Regions from separate parts of the Mus musculus genome. Here regions 1 and 2 are each linked to region 3. A link is a loop called in an ENCODE intact Hi-C map of the cell type or tissue named here. Cell type or tissue: heart. All regions are shown on one strand. Region 1 overlaps Mtmr3 (myotubularin related protein 3). Region 2 overlaps Mtmr3 (myotubularin related protein 3). Region 3 has its middle 2.5 kb from the start of Gm11961.

Region 1 (2,500 bases), 48 kb after region 3:
ATTTTAACATGAGTGAGTGTGTTCTCTCTATGTATCTCTGTGTACCACATGTGTACCTGGTGCCTGTAGAGGTCAGGAGAGGGTACTGGGTTCTCTGTAATTGGAGTTGCAGACTCTTGTGAACTGTCATGTAAGTACTCAGAACCAAGTCGTCTGGAAGAGCAGCAAGCACCCTTAACCGCTGGGCCATCTCTCAGCCTCTTGAAAGATTTTACAAACATTCTTTAGATTTCTAGGCAAGGTGTATAATGGAGAAAAGTTTTTTGTTCTTGCCTGCCACCCAATATCTTGTTTCTGCTGCTGGAAATAATTAAGATTCTATCACATGTATGGTTTAAAATTATTCTTTACTAAGATATACTTTACATATAGCAGTGTTTAGTTTTTTAAATATTTATTTATTATTATAAGTACACTGTAGCTGCCTTCAGACACACCAGAAGGGGGCATCAGATATCATTACGGGTGGCTGTGAGCCACCATGTGGTTGCTGGGATTTGAACTCAGGACTTTTGGAAGAGCAGTGAGTGCTCTTAACCGCTGAGCCATCTCTCCAGCCCCTAGTGTTTAGTTTTAGACACATAATTTTGTAAAAACTATTATGATCAAGGAAGAATAGTTTATTTGATAATCACAAACACTTTTCTTGCAGTCCTTTGTGTAGTTAGTCTGGTCTCTGGCTGTTTGTTTTCTTTTTATGGCTTTGTCTATTTTAAAATTCTATGTATGGGCCACACAGCATGCAGCCTTTATAGTGAGATGGCATCTCACTATATGTATTTCTGGCTGTCCTGAAACTTCCTGTGTATACTAGGGTGGCTTTGAACATGCAGTGATTCTGCCTTTGAAAGGCAGAGGTTATAATATGGCATATTGTACTTGATATAGTGTGATTTGATACTCATCCTGTTTTTGGTTATCAGTAATCAGTTTTTACTTCAGAATAGTATTTTGTTGTATGAATATGCCACAGTTTATATCTCTTATTTTATTGTATTGTTTTTAGATTTTGATAATTACAACTAAAGGTGCTAGAAAGTATACACATGTATGTATGCCCATGTATTTATTGTTTTGATGGAAAAAGTAAAGTGCCTGTGGCTGAAGAGATGACTCAGTTGGAAGCGTGCTTGATAGAACGTATATAAGCCTGAAGAGTTTGTATCCTATCACCCACATAAAAAACCAGGTGTATGTCTATAATCCCAGTGCTGGTTAAGGCAAGAGATTTCACTGTCTCAGTGGAATCATGGGTTCTGGGTTCAGTGAGAGAGCCTGTCTCAGAAAATAAAGTAGAGAGTAATTGAGTAAGACACTTGATATTGATACTTGACCTGTACATGTATGTACACTCAAATATAATATCTAGCTGATTCAGCTTTTTGTTTGTTTTAAAGTTTTTTTTTTTTTTTTCCATTTTTTTTTATTAGGTATTTAGCTCATTTACATTTCCAATGCTATACCAAATGTTTTAAAGTTTTATTTATTTAATTTATATGAGTACATTTGTAGCTGTCTTTAGACACACCAGAAGAGGGCATCAGACTAGTGGTTGGGCTGTGAGCCACCATTTGGTTTCTGGGAATTGAATCCAGGCCCTCTGGAAGAGCAGTCAGTGCTAGTGCTCTTAACCACTGAGCCATCTCTCCAGCCCTTTTGTTTGTTTTTTTAAGACAGGGTTTCTCTGTGTAACCTTGGCTATCCTGGAATTCACTCTGTAGATAAGACTGGCCTTGAACTCAAGAGACTCACCTGCCTCTGCCTCCTGTTCCGAGTGCTGGGATTAAAGCTGTGTACTACCACTGCCTGGCTCTGATCCAACATTTTGATGTTGTGACTTGACATTGACTATAAGTGTATTTGGGCATACTCTGTTCTGGGACACGTGTGAACCTTGGGTCGAACATGCCTAGTCCTTTTGTATCTTTACTACAGAATCTGAAAAGGCTGGGAATTTTCATAGAGCATTGTTAGTTTAGCAAACTTCACTTCTAGAAAAACCCACTTAGAGAATAAATGGGAGTAACTTGTTTACATGAGTATTCTTAAACTGTTACCTCTAAAGCAAAAATTTTCTTTTATTTAAAAAGTTTATCCAAAAGACTCAGATTTGATTCTCAGCATCCATACAGTGGCTGGCACTCAATCATCTGTAGCTTGTTTGAGGAGAGGCTCTCTTCTGTACTCCAAAAGCATCAGACATATTTGGTACACAGATACATACATAGCCAAATACACAGAACATACTAATACTTTTTTAAAATTAACTATTTTTATTGTGTTGTTTGTTTGTGTTCATTTGCATGCCCTCAGGTCAGGGGACAGACAAGTTGTGTGAGTTAGCTCAGTTTCACCCGTGCACCCTAGGGTTAGAACTCAGGTCATTGTGTTTGCTAGCAGGTACCTTCATGCATTGAGCCAGCTTGTCAGCCTCAGAATTTTTTAAAATTAAAGAAGTTAATGCATACATACTTTTTAATGAATATGTAAACTGCCTTAG
Region 2 (2,500 bases), 110 kb after region 3:
TGTCTTCAGACACTCCAGAAGAGGGTGTCAGATTTCGTTATGGATGGTTGTGAGCCACCATGTGGTTGCTGGGATTTGAACTCCGGACTTTCGGAAGAGCAGTCGGGTACTCTTACCAACTGAGCCATCTCACCAGCCCTGAACATATTTCTTAAGAGAGATAACTGTAGCTGGGCAGTGGTGCCGCCCACCTTTAATCCCAATACTTGGGAAGCAGAGGCAGGCAGATTTCTGAGTTTGAGGCCAGCCTGGTCTACAAAGTGAGTTCCAGGACAGCCAGGGCTACACAGAGAAACCCTGTCTTGAAAAACAAAAGAGAGAGAGAGAGAGAACTATAAAACAAGCTAAAGAAGTAGGGTGAGACCTGATCATCAAAGAGACAAAACGATTACTTTACTTTGATAATCACTATTAATTACTTTTAGAAGAGATTCATTAGATCAAAATAATAGATTTTTCCATATGTCCAACTTCCTTTTTTTTTCTTTTTGCACCCCTGGCTAAAATGTGTTGCATCTGTTTTTATTGTAAGTGTAGTAAATGACTATGTCTGATGTTTTCTTCACTCATCGTCATTATGGCTAGACACTCTTGAAATGGTGGCTTTTCTTAGACTGAGTCATTATCGAATGTCACCTGATGACGTTTATATCTGTTTTGCTTTGCAAAGGTGTCAGTTCCCAACCTTTGAGCAATGTCAAGATTGGCTTAAGAGATTGAACAATGCAATCCGACCACCTGGTAAAATAGAAGATCTCTTCTCATTTGCATACCATGCTTGGTGCATGGAGGTCTACGCCAGTGAAAAGGAGCAGCATGGAGACCTGTGCAGACCAGGTAGGCTAGACTTCTGAAGCTTTGCTTGGAGGCCTTTATCATGAAATGGGAACCCACAGGAGTCATGCCTTCAATCTCTGTCATCTAGCTTTGTCCCATTACTTTCCCATTAGTTTAGTACAACATATCTCTTGCTTTTCAGGGGAAGGGGAAAAAAAACAAACTGTGTTTGATATATTAGCTTCCTAGGCCAAAAATGACTATAAGGAGGTTTGTGGGGATTATGGGACCCTAGTGGAAGGAAGCTGTGCATTTTCAGTAACATTTCATGTTAAATAGTATTTAGTAGTCTTTGAACCAGATTAGCCTTGGACATTTATGCAAAAATACTTAATTTCTCACTTTATTTTCTTACTTTTTTCCTGATCTTTCATTAAAATGGCATCTGTGTGTGTGAGAGTGAGTGAGCGAGTGAGACAGAGATATTTGTGTGTGTCTGTGTGTGTGTGATATGCTAGGATTGAACCCTAAATTTTGTGTATGCTAAGGCAATTATTTGTAGTGTCAACTAGTGTGTGTTTGCGTGTGTGTGTGTGTGTGTGTGTGTGTGTGTGTGTGTGTGTGAACTACAACATGTATGGAGGTAAGAGTGATTTGTGTATTTTCCTTTATGGATGGCTACCTTATTTTTAAAGAGAGGTTAAAGCTCACCAAGTTAATCAGTTGTAGTGGGCACCAAGCTCCAGCAATCTTTCTATCTTTGCCTTCCCAGGACTAGGATTGTAGGCATGTGCCACGGTGCTCTGCTTTTTACATGGGTATTAAAGATCCAGATTTAGGTCCTTTTGCTTGCCCAGCAAGCACTACTGAATCACCTTCCTAGCCCCTATCATTATGTTTTAAACTAAATTCAACCCAACTTTTGCTGGGTGTGGTGATGCACACCTTTAATCCCAGCACTCAGGAGACAGAGAGGCAACAGATCTCTGTGAGTTCAACACTAGCCTGGTCTACATTGCAAGTTCTAGGCTAGCTAGCCTTACATAGTGAAATCCTATCTCAAATCTAAACAAACAAAAAATGTGGCTCTTTTCAAATTTTTTTTTCTGGTTTTTCGAGACAGGGTTTCTCTGTGTAGCTCTGGCTGTCCTAGAACTCACTCTGTAGACCAGGCTGGCCTCCAACTCAGAAATCCACCTGCCTCTGCCTCCCAAGTGCTGGGATTAAAGGTTTGTGCTACCAACACTCAGCTTTCACAACAAACTTTTAAAGATAACTTTTCTGTTCCCTTGGTAATTTTAGTTGTTTCTTTTTTAGCTGGCTTTTAGGATATTCCTAAGATGGGTTGTCCTGTGGTTGGGTCTTCAGGCTCTGTCCTTCCTGATGATGTATACCAACCAGTACAGCTGTCCAGCGTCCTCTCTCTTTCTGTAGGCCTGTGAAACATGGGGTGGGGGGAATGAAGTGGGTAAAGTCTTGATTTTAGAATTCAAAAGGCTGAATTCAAACCCATACTCTATGTTTAACTGAAAATAATACTAGGCAAGCCACGTAAACTCTCTGACCTTCAGTTTCCTTTGTCAAACTGGAACATTTCATATTCTTCCGCTCCAAATTAATATGGGTATCTTGAAGATCAAGTGTGTTAATGCCAGAGTTCAATTTAGTAAATTCTCTTCTACCTCTAATACATGAGGTTTATGAAAGCCCTCTGGAAACCATG
Region 3 (2,500 bases):
TGCCCTACAACACGCAGCCCAGCCTCTACAGTGGAGCTGTCTGGAAGTAAATCTGAACAGTGTTGAGTGAAGACCCTTAGGGATGTCTGAGTTTTTGTCGTGGTGGCTTGGGTCTGTAGCAGTCAGTGTTAGCACCATTATGCCCTGGTCACTTGCCAAAAGCAACTTAAAGGAGGAAGGATTTGCTTCATTCCCTGGTTTTAGAGCTTTCAGGTCATAGTCTTGGCTTTCTAGGTGAGGCAGAACATCATGGCAGCAGTAGTGTGTACACAGTAAGCCAGGAGCAGAGCAGAGCTGGGGACCAGATGTAGCCCTTAAAACCATCCCCCTAGTAGCCTACTTCCTCACCAGACCACAGCTCCCTTCCACCACATCCCCAAATAGCCTTACCATCTAGGGACAAAGCATCCAACACCTGAGACTGGGGAACATTTTATCTTCCAACCATGAGTCCCCAAAAGGGTAAAGGTGGGAGCTGCCAGACTTCTCAAGCTGTAGGCTCTGGAACTCACATGGCATCACTTCTTCCATGTTTTAGATGGAAGCTAGTCAAAGCAGGGTGTGGTGGTACATCCCTGTAGTTCTAGAACCTTTCAGGCAGATGCAGAAGGATTGACATAAGCTCAAGACCAACCTGGTTCACATAGCAAGTTCCAGACCAACCAGGGGTAAATAGTAAGACCTTTTCTCAACACACACACACACACACACACACACACACACACACACACACACAGAGTGAATGTGGCCATTTGTGCAGGTCAAAACATAAGTCTCCTTTTACTATGCGGGTTTCAGGATTAAACACAGGCTCTCAGGCTTGGTAGCAGATACCGTTACCCTCTGAGCCATCTCACTGGCTCCACATTCAGATTTCTACATGGGCACTAGGAATCAAACTCAGATCTTCATGCTTGCCTAGCAAGCACATTACTGCTGAAGCTATTTCCCAAGCCAATAAGGCCAGGCATGGTTCAAAGGAGGGAGGAACTAGCCTTCTTCCCCACACATTCTCTCTTTTCTCTATCTAGATGCTGGGCGGCTGTTTTTATTTGCAATCTAGCAAAGCCAGGGAGACTACTGAATGAGGGAGGTTCATGTGCGAGGTGACAATGTGTAAAGAAGTCACCCTCAAGAGAAATAACTAATTGCAAAGTGTTACATAAATATAGGGTTTCATAATCCACTCCATCCCTGGTCAGCAACTGTTGTCTTCAGCAGTTTTCCATTAAGCCAGGCTTTCTGTCAATAGGCCTCTGCTCAGCATCGCCCCAACCCCCCTGCCCTTGCTGAGTCCATCAAAGCTTTTGCTGATTCCGGAAGAATCCAGAGAATGAGCACTGGGCCTCTAACAGCAAAGCAGCCGCTCCACATTCTCCAATGCTCTCCCAACCCTTGGCTTTAGTGAGAAGATCAAGTTAAATGATTATGAAGGGCAGGCTTCCTGGCTTTGAAGGTGGAAGGTTTGATTTGAAGGCAGCTGGTTATCCTCTCATTCTAATCCACAAAGAGCAGTTGTCTTGTTTCCCCGCCACTGGTCTGTGAGCAACACAGAGGTTAAAGCAGAGCAATCCGGGTTACCACGCTGTAGGAATCAGAGGGCAGCGGCAGCACGAGGCAGTGAGGAATCTTAATAAACAGGAAATCCAAGCCTCTCATCTATGAATGAAGAAACTGACCTGCAGGGAGAGGATGGGACCTGCTCAGGGTTGCCTGGCCACTGAGCGGGCATTGACACTGAAGTCTCCTTGCAGTGTGGGGTGGGGGTGGGGTGGGGGTGTGCAGCATGGAAGTGCTATGCAGGTCACCCACAGAGTGACAACTGGTGCTTCCTATTCTCTCCATAGCCACCAGTGTGGGGCAACAGAAAGGGAGACAATTCCCCGAGACTGGACACAGTTAAATCACAGAGGGCAGGGGCAGGGGTAGGGGTAGGGAGAGCCATGTGAAGACAAGATAAACATTTATTTAAGCTTTGGTTTTTAAATTCTGTATCACTGTGTACTTTTCACACAGGATGTGAGAGGAGGGACTTTCGAGACATCTCCAACAGACAGGATGGTGGGAAACTTGATGGTTTGTATGTTCAAGTTTTCTGTGTGTGTGTGTGTGTGTGTGTGTGTGTGTGTGTGTGTGTGTGTATGAGAGAGAGAGAGAGAGAGAGTGCATATATGCTCAGAAGAAAATTTTGGGTGTTGGTCTTGCCTTTGACTTGTTTGGGGCATGATCTCTTTGTTGTTCTCCCATGTGTATATCAGGCTAACTGCCACTCAAACTTCTTCTCCTGGGACTCTCCTGCCTCCTCCACGTTCCTGTAGGAGTGTTGGGATTCCTTACGTACTTGGTAGTGCAATGGCATTTATGTAGGTTCTGAGGATCCAACCTCAGCTCCTCCCTCGAGTGCAGCAAGTACTTTACCTATGGGGCCATTGTTTCAGCTTTGGGTGTGGTTGTTTGTTTGTTTGATTGTTTGTTTTTGAGACTGGGTCTCAGGCTGGCC

What was found. Hi-C counts contacts between places; a loop is a spot of excess contacts. Peaks named below come from ENCODE experiments on the same cell type or tissue, not always from the same donor. Only the 100,000 strongest peaks of a DNase experiment are listed, where the experiment ranks them.
Region 1: a loop joins it to region 3, with 2.2 times the contacts of the local background. A loop is called at or near these places in 13 of 42 quality-filtered maps.
Region 2: it touches region 3 in a loop (2.5-fold over the local background); 5 of 42 quality-filtered maps call a loop at or near these places.

Annotation. Positions count from the first base shown.
Region 1 is chr11:4,581,449-4,583,948 of GRCm38, reverse strand. The region is part of intron 1 of Mtmr3 (myotubularin related protein 3); the gene reads left to right. Among named protein-coding and RNA genes, the nearest start is that of Mtmr3, 12 kb to the left of the region's middle. In heart, no CTCF peak of the experiment used is centred here; no DNase peak of the experiment used is centred here.
Region 2 is chr11:4,516,078-4,518,577 of GRCm38, reverse strand. It overlaps Mtmr3 (myotubularin related protein 3), which reads left to right. Exons shown (of 19, transcript NM_001373897.1): 6 at 671-837. Among named protein-coding and RNA genes, the nearest start is that of Hormad2, 76 kb to the right of the region's middle. In heart, no CTCF peak of the experiment used is centred here; no DNase peak of the experiment used is centred here.
Region 3 is chr11:4,628,994-4,631,493 of GRCm38, reverse strand. It overlaps a transcript of Gm11961 not described here. Among named protein-coding and RNA genes, the nearest start is that of Gm11961, 2.5 kb to the right of the region's middle. In heart, no CTCF peak of the experiment used is centred here; a DNase peak (open chromatin) is centred at 1,323; H3K27ac peaks cover 2,500 bases.